Regions from separate parts of the Mus musculus genome. Here region 2 is linked to region 1. The links are chromatin contacts, found by Hi-C in ENCODE. All regions are on one chromosome and are shown on one strand. The core of a region is the stretch at or near the end of the contact, and the rest is flanking DNA. Distances in the headings are between cores, read along the strand shown. Region 1 holds the start of Rwdd1 (RWD domain containing 1). Region 2 overlaps Nt5dc1 (5'-nucleotidase domain containing 1).

Region 1 (4,312 bases), core at 551-3,050:
AAGAACAATTAATCAAGATTGTTTTTATTGCAAAAATGTGTATGGATGCAGAAAGGAATTACAAGCAGGCTCAGCAGGTTGCTATGGAATAGGTGAGTGCATCAAAATAATCGTAAGTCGTCATTTGTTACCCTGGCTCACTCAGGCTCCTTATGCACTTGTACATCTGACAAGAATTCCATATACTACTACTACTGGGACCTAGCAAAATTCAATACAATACTGCTTTAAGACATAAAAAATGTGCCATTGTAAGACACACATGCGCGGAACTTAGTGAAGGATAACCTAATATTTAAGACAAGTTAAAAATACTGTATGCCTCATGCATTTTTGTTTCTGCCTACAAAGGGTTCATGCCTATTATATTTCTAACGTGCTAGAAAGGTCTAAACATCGTAATTCAGACTATATCGGACAACTGACACTAGCGCTTTATTTTAGTTTGACACTGACATATAAGCAAGGATAGAGAAGGAAGCCAGACTCCACACATACACTCACCCAGGTAATGACACTCTCAACCCCCTCTTCACTCATCCCTTAACATCCGCAACACAGCTGTATTGCTGGTGCGAGAGAACATGAACTCGACTGGAGCTACACAGGAGTAGCTGAGAGACATCTGCCTGTTGGCAAAGCAGAACAAAATTTGCTTCCATTGCAAAAAGTTGGTCAAAAAGTGAAGCCAAGAAAGAAAACTAAGCTAAGCAATGAAAGGGATGGTTTAGGATTTAAAGTAATATGCCTTGGGTTCTTAATTCAGACACTAAGTAATACTTGACAACACTTGGAGGAAGGGTTGTGGAATGTAAATCCCATCAATCCCCAGCCTACGTTCATACTGACTTTACCTTGAGTGCTTCCCTAATTTGAGAAGACCCATAGATAGGTTTTCCATGGAAACAGACTCACAAGGAAAGATTCTACTAATGAATTTCCTGACGGATGCTTTCCCTTAGACCCAATCAGCTCTTCCTACATCTAAGCTGAGGCTGAATCCTTAACCGAAGTCTTCAGGATGTAAGAACTAAGGACCTCTGGCTGGAGGAGGGAGAGCACAAGCCACTTGCCTTCCCTGGGCCTCCAGAACCTCGACGACGTCTAAGATACCTAAGAACCACAGCGACCACATCGTTCATCAGGCATTCTGCAGAATGCCTGATCACTCTTATAGAGAGAATAAGACATCCCCGAGTGTGCTGCTCTCAAAAGCCAGCATCCCAATCTTCTCAGCAGGGAAAACAGCTGCTACTTCACCAGAGCTTAAAATAGGAGGTAAAGGGGGGACATTAAGCGGCTCTGGAGAAACTCATCGCACTGCTAGTTCCCCCCACCCCCCGCGTGCTTCAGTGAATCTCGGATGACGGAGGTTACGCGAAACCAAAGCGGTCAGGACCAATTCCAGGGCCTCCGCAGAGCCACCCGGACCTTCGGATTTCAGGACAGTGGGGAAGGAAGCAGGCGAGTGCTGGAAACTGTCTGGAGAGCGGCAGGAAGGGCCGCGGGGCCCCGGCCTCCGCCCCGGAGCAGGAGGCCGCCAAAGTCACCTGTGAAGGAGTCGGGGTAGATGGACTCCAGAGCCTCCAACTCGTTGCGTTGTTCCTCGCCGTAATCTGTCATCGTGGCCCGCGTTGTTGCCCGTGCATCGGCGCGACTCCCTGGCGGCGGGCTGCAGCGGACACCGCGGCCGCCGGCTGCCGGGCGGGCGCACGCGCAGAGTCGGAGTGGAAAGGCCTGGAGCCACGCCTGGCACGGATTGCTGAGAAACAGCCCCGGCTCCGCGGGCCGCCCGATCCCCGCGTCGGAGTTCGACTCATCGCGCCTGGAATGCCGGCCGCCGATTCGCTGCCTGTCTGCGACGGCTCGGGATTGGCTGGGGGGTGACCGCAGCCCGCCCGGCGTTCGGGAAGGACAGCTACTGCCCGCTGCTGGGCTTTGCTGGCTTCTGATGGAGACGCCTGGCAGAGAGGCATCGCCATTCTGCGCTCGATGTGTCTGGTCTGAGTCTCGCGCAGGGCGTGGTAGTGGCGCCGAGGGCGGGGCGCGGAGGTCCAAGGGCTTCCGCTTTTCCGCGTTCCTAAACCACGTTTGTCGCCCAGAGCAGCCTGTGGGCGACAGCCAGCCCGGCTTCTTGGAACTTTCAATGGCCTGATCTGTGCAGACTCCTGGAAGCCGAGCTGGGACTTGGGGTCGGGGTTCGTCCAGAGGTCTGTCCCAGGAGGAACCCGGGAGGAAGGCTGAAAGTCGAACCAGAGGTTCTTGCACCTCACTTTAAAGTTGTGAAATAAGTGAGGCGGAAAAATTGACCTAAAGACTTGTTCAGTTGTTATTTCAGCGAACAGATAAAGGGGCGGATCTTAGTGACAGATTTGACTTTGCCAAAACTACAATAAGATACCGGAAAATAATACCTTTGATTTAGCTCTACTTCTGCTGATAGATTTGACAGCTTCAAGTCTATCACTACAACCAAAATGTCAAATGCCGTAACGGCAAAACTAAGAAAACAGATAAATATGTCTTCTTTTTTAATGAACACTAAATAGTTACTTGGTTTATATTTGTTTATAATAAAGGAACACGTACTAGCCTAAACAAAATGTGGGGAAATGTACCTCGGGAAGAATACCCCAAACATACTAAAAATGTTTCCCCAAATTTCTCTACCTTCCTTGTGTATTAAAGCTGGCTTTACTTGTATTATGCAGGTTCCATAGATGGGCTTTTTTGGCTTTGGCTTTGTGGTGATTGTTGCTGTTGCTTGCTTGTATCTTGCTTACTAGCCAGGATTGCCAGAACTCGTGTTACCCCTACCCTGGCCTCAGTGGTGCTGAGATTGTAGGTGTGAGCCACAGTGCTCCAGTTACACAGAAAGAGTTTTTTGTTTTGTGTTTAATTAGCAAGTATTCCTTACTTACAGTAAAGGAAATGCATTATGTCAAAAGTATTATGGTTTCTTGTTTTAAATAGATTAAGGGTTGCTTTTTGCCTTCTTTTAAACTTTAAAGGGGAGAAAAGGAAACTTCTGAGATGAGGTAGCATTTCAGATATAAGCTGCATATTTGTTTATTCAAAGGAATTCCGATGATTAGTTACCAGAATAGACTTCTAGGAACAGCTGCTTTAAAGTTCTGAAGGAGACAGATCACTTGGCAGGTTGGAAGACAGTGTGGAGCATTCGCCATGATCTAGTTGAGGGGCTGAGGCATAGATTATGAGGAATTCTGGAAGTGTTAGTGACTCAGACTCTTAACTTAAGAAATGCCACCATGGCCACTCAATCGGACAAAATCTGAAAAGAGAGACTGGTGGCTATGAAAATAAGCTAAATAAACCTATGCTAATTTAGGCAGGCATTGATTGTCGAGATAAGGATCAAGTTCCCAATACGTTTTATATAAATGTCAGGACTTGATGCTGATTAGTAAGGAAAGAATCAAGCTTAACTTCTGACTAGACTAACTTGCATCATGAAGTTCTGATATCAAAAATGACAGGTGAAGAAGACATTTGACAAAGATGTTACTGACTTGTGGGACATTTGGCTATGCACAGACAGCCTGGTTTCCAGTTGACACTTTATGTTGAACCCCGGGACCCAGTGGTGATAATTCACCTACATGGGATAGAAGGAGTTCTCTCATGTCTCCTGGAACCCTGGCTCCTGTTGAAGTTACTGACCCCCCGCCCCCACCAGCCCCCACAAGAGAACCATGGTTAGTAGTCACGTAGGCAACATCCCAAGCTTCTGACCTTCAGGCTAGACTCTGCCCCAGTTACCTAGCAACAGTAAAGATAGCAGCATACCATAAGAGGGGCTGCTTGGCCCCACCTCACTCTCTTACTCCCCTTACACTCTTCTTACTTTCTCCTCTCCTCTCCTCACTCTCTTCCTCGCTCTCTCCATTTAACTCTCTAGCCTTTCTTCTCTCTCTCTCTCCTTTTCCCCCTTCTCTCCGCTTGGCCATGGCCAGTCTCTCTCTCATTCCACCTTCTCTCCTTTCTCCCTGCCTTTCTACAATAAAGCTCTAAAACCATAGACTGTCTCTGTTCATCAAGGCCCCCCTGCACTTACTCTCATCTGCATGGGAACCTCACCCCTTCTGCCCTCTCTTCCATAACCCGGTCAGGGATTGCCCCTTGTCCACCTCCCCATCCCCCACCAAGTGAGGTCAGTGGCATAGATGCCCAAGAGCATAGGAGGAACTCTGGCCGGATGTGGGCTATCCTCCCTCCCCCCTCTTCCCTTACCCCTTTTGTTGCCAAAACCAAAGCAAAGTTTGTTTCCTAACAGAATATCAAGGAAAAG
Region 2 (4,520 bases), core at 1,728-4,227, 300 kb after region 1:
ACCTTCTTGTCCCCCTCCTCTGAACTATTTCTTCTCATGAGTCTCCCTTCTACTTTCATGTCCTTTCAAAAAATGACCCACTGAGTTTAATTAGGGGTGTTGCATGAACAAAGGTGTGGGCTCATTTATTGGATCATGGGCCACTTATCGCTGGCTACATGATTGAAAAAAATGACTACCCTTCCCTTGCAGTCATTAACTGCCATGCCAATAGCTCCCCAGTTAGAGGGGGAACCTCAGACAGTTCTCCCCATCCATGACAGAATGATGATGACACATACCAGGCTCTTAAAACGAGGTTGACTAGAGTTATCTGCTTTGGTGGAAGTCATTAAATAATAGTGATCTGGACACAGACTATAGAAACATGAAGATATCCCGGCAGACCAGAATACTTTGCTAATTTGAGACAGGATCACATAAAGCCCAGACTGGTGTAAAACTTGCCCCTGAAATTCTGATCCTCTTCTTCCATTTACCATGGAGGGACTACAGGCATATAACACCATTTCCAGTTGATTCTAAAGTCAGGTAGCAAAAGGAGACTTTAGCTTTCAAACACTGCCACCCCCCCATATCTCCTGTCTCAAAAAGGGTAGACAGGATCCTTACCTCATATTTTCCTCTTTTCTCCAGAGGCTCTGCTTCCTCAGGCTTTTCCATTTCTGGCCCCTGAAGCTCCTCGAGAATAAGGACAGTCTCCCAGTTAGTATAGTGATGGGCTGGGAAAATGTCTGAATGCATGCTGTCACCAAAGTAAACGACCTGTGATCAGACAGAATTCTGAATGAGACATGGAGGTGAGAGTGGTGGCCACAGCACAGAAAACAGAAGGAAGGCCCTCCACAGGCAGCAGCCACCCCAAGGGTCTTAAATTCCTACAAATAATTTCACACACATATTATTGGTCCTATATGATTCACAGGTTTGTTGAAGATGGCAGGAAGGTAGAATATGAGAAACAATTTTACTTGATATTCGTCATGAAGAAGTGAGCCTGTGTGTTTTCACATGTTAATAATAAAATTTATTATAGGGAATTACTTGTTACTAAGAACATGCATCATAACCACTGTTTAAGAGTTTATACCCTCTGAGGACTTGCCGTGGATCTGCTGAAACAGAACTCATGAATGTATGGTTCCAGCATACACAGTTTGGAAAGGCCCTCAGATATCCTGAGGCAAAGCCCTACTGATCCAGACCATACCCCTCCATTCAGAGAAGAGGGCCTGAGATTAAGGGCTAAGAACCAAGGTTCCTCATCCAGGCCCTGGTTCTGCTGATCCCTTGAGTAGTTCTCAGACGGCCAAGGAAGTAGGTACCGATGAACCATGGCCAGCTACCCAGTGATTCTTCCTGCTCACCAGGCTTATGGTGAGCATCGTGTAGATCAATGTACAGCATTGACAATGTGACCAAGGGATCAGAAACAAACAATTCTTTGAGGAAAAGCCTGTCAGTGTTGGTAGTCACTCCTTGTTTTATTTATAAAATATTCTTTGGTGTTTTCAGAATGTCACTTCTTAGGCACTGCGTGTATGAACTGTACTTCCTAGACTTGTGGCCTCTCTGGAATCCTTGTTTTTCCCTGTCACAAATAAAGACTGAGTATCTACCAAGAGTGCATCTAGTCAAAGAGGCAGAAGGAGAGAGGCAGCAGGTGCTCAGAGGCAGAATACAACTGTTAACCATTTGCACCCATGACTCTGTTCACACCATTTGTATCGCACGTGGACATCAAGGCCTCTGCTGATTGAGATCAGACATTACCTTGGGTTCAGGCTTGCTGGTCATTTTCTTCAGAAGCTCATAAAGGTGGGCAGCGTTCCCTTGGGAGTACCAGCCCGGTTTATCCAGAGACGGCAGCTCATCCTTCTCTTCATCATTCTCTGCAAGTATGGTTGACAACAATCTTTAGTTGGGCTGCACCTTGGGCCATGGACCATGTATAGAAGGAAAGCATGTGCGCATTCAGTAAGCACATGCTGTAAGCATTGTGTGTGCTTACAGTTATTAGACAGATCTATCTTTCATCTATCTATCTATGTCTGTCTGTCTGTCTATCTGTCTATGTCTGTCTGTCTGTCTATTTATGCATGGGTGTGTGCACGCCATGGCACACAGAGACCAGTCTTAGGAGTTGGTTCTATGGATTAAACAGATTGTTAGGTATTCTGTCTTGGCAGCAAGTGCCATTACCTGCCTCTGCTTTATAAATGGTTTACTAAGTGAACATCATAATGTTTCTTGCCATGGGTAGAATGAAAAATTTCAAACAAAATATCTATTAAATGCTAATTCATGTTGGGGTTGTAATAGAACAATTATCCTACTAATGGCTTTTTCCCCCCCTAGGGTGACACGGTTATTGCCTTTTGAATCCTTAACAACTGTGGCTATCAGTAAGAGACAGAAGACCTGTACAGGGCTGGGCCTATTGACTGTCTCTTTTTCTGGGGGAAGGGCTTCTACTCCTCCCTGAGGACATACAGGTCATCAACCATTTAACTGCTGCCTACAAGTAACCCATGCTCCTGAATGTAACCCCAATTAAACTCACTTGCCCACTAAATCACTGGTGCAATTGTTTCTGTGTTTCTGCTGGTGTCCTGACTAGGGTAAGTAGATTTTTATGTGTGTGTTCTCAGGAAATGTACACAAAACAGGGGCTATAACAGGAAGATTTACCACTAAAGATAAACAACTTGCTAGTAAGGTAGAGCAAATTCAATAGAACAGAAACAGGAACGGAGGTGCTGTGGAGATGGCATAGTGGAAAAAGTAATTCCCGACAGACCTGCGTTTGGATCCCCAGAGCCCATATAAGGTTCGTGGCAAGCACGTACCTGCAACCCCAGTGTGCCTCAGGAATTGTAACTGGTACAATGAAAGATTCTGTCACATTTATTTAGTAATGTTTCACATGTTACTGGCACAGTGCTAAGGACAGCTTTCTAAACATAGCTGCTACCCATGGGAGGCACACCTGAATAGAAGAGAAATCTCAGCAGCCAACTTCACTGTGATACTGAGGGAACCGGAGCCCTTGAGAAGGAACAGATAGGTGAATGCCATCGGGCAAGGATAAGGGGTCTCCAGACAGAGGAGGGGAATGCTTCCCATCTACTTCATTGTCCCTTAAAGTGTCATCTTCTGAGCTTAAACGTGCAGAAGCTAAGGATTCCCCAGGCTGGCTCAGTCAGTCTTCATTTTAACAAAGTGATTGTGTATATACATTACAATCCCAGAAGCAACGACAGCGAGAGCAGCCAGGACAGAGACCTCAATCAGTCTCCATTTTAACAAAGTGATTGTGTATATACATTACAATCCCAGAAGCAACGACAGCGAGAGCAGCCAGGACAGACACCTGGATGAGGAATAAAAGGTCATGTTTTCAGCAGAGATACTGTAACCAGTACACAACAGGGAAGAGAAGAGAACTTACGGGCTATAGGATGCTTATATGGAGTGGGAACTGGCATGATTGTGTGGATGTGATTAAATATATACCATGCTTGCCAATGAATAACTGGAAAGATACTGAACTGCTTAAAAGCAAATAATGAATTGACGTCAGTGTGAATGGAGCACGAGGAGAGAGAGAAGAATTGGGGAGAGAGTCACAGAAGTGAGGGATTACATAAGGTCTGCAGAGCAGGCTGAAGATGATAAGGGTTTCCAGCTCTGGCACTTTCATGGTTAAATTGTCTCCTTGTTCACACAAGCTTGGTGTGAATCAGCATGTTTGGTTGTCTTTGTTTTCTAGATGGAAGGAAAATAAATGTTTAAAACACCAAGTGCTATGCAGGGAAAAAAAATCCCTTGAGATTCAGGACAGGAGGCTGGGCTAGGGAAAGATGAGGCAAGGTGGGGGTGGAGTGGGGGCTGGGAGGATGTTCACGTGTTCACAACAGCTGAGGCCAATGGGGTGGGGAGTGAGTTGGCAGTGAAGTAGCCAGATAGGAGGTAGGTCCCTCTGAATCTTGTATCTTAGCATTGGTAAGGGCTGAGTTCTCCCTTTGCATAGCATAGAAAGGAAGTGGGGGAGGGGCAGACTCTGCCTATGTGATGCTTCTCTCACCCCACACTTTTCTTAGGGTCAGCAGGGGTCAGGCTGACCGAGTTACAGGGCCCTCATTGGCTGCAGTACCATCTGCTCTTCTCTAGTTACCATGGCAACAACTGATGTCAGGCACATGCCACTCATCAAGGACACACTGAACACAGATTGGCTCCTGGGATATTCTATTCCAGCACCGTTACTATCTTAATTTTATTTCTCTGCCTTTGACTGTTTGGAACACAGACTGAATTTACTTCTGGCAGTTATAGCAGAGACCTGATCTGACGAGCATCCTACTTGTTAATATGGAGGATGGCTTGAGGATTACCAGGCTGATGTGGGCTGGAGCTCAGGGACCCAAGCATACTGCAGGGCTGCATTGAGTCACCTGAGAGAAGATGAGGGTAGAGGGAGGAAGACAGGGGTGAGCCTAAGGACAGATGTCAGACAT

The links. A loop is a pair of places that touch in the nucleus more often than their neighbours do.
Region 2: a map of mouse embryonic stem cell shows a loop between it and region 1 (2.1-fold over the local background). The contact joins the enhancer-like site here to the promoter of Rwdd1 in region 1. A Hi-C loop is called at or near these places in 2 of 37 maps with a recorded cell type or tissue (ES-E14 and mouse embryonic stem cell).

The regions. Positions count from the first base shown.
Region 1 is chr10:34,017,816-34,022,127 of GRCm38, forward strand. It overlaps Rwdd1 (RWD domain containing 1), which reads right to left and starts at 1,801. Exons shown (of 7, transcript NM_025614.3): 1 at 1,551-1,801. The coding sequence starts at 1,623.
Region 2 is chr10:34,312,977-34,317,496 of GRCm38, forward strand. Nt5dc1 (5'-nucleotidase domain containing 1) reads right to left here. Exons shown (of 12, transcript NM_176968.5): 9 at 1,774-1,892; 10 at 613-765. Among named protein-coding and RNA genes, the nearest start is that of Gm26564, 18 kb to the left of the region's middle. Within about 2 kb of position 2,978, at least 1 of the 3 ENCODE cell types and tissues checked has a DNase peak (open chromatin) inside an H3K27ac peak, as active enhancers do.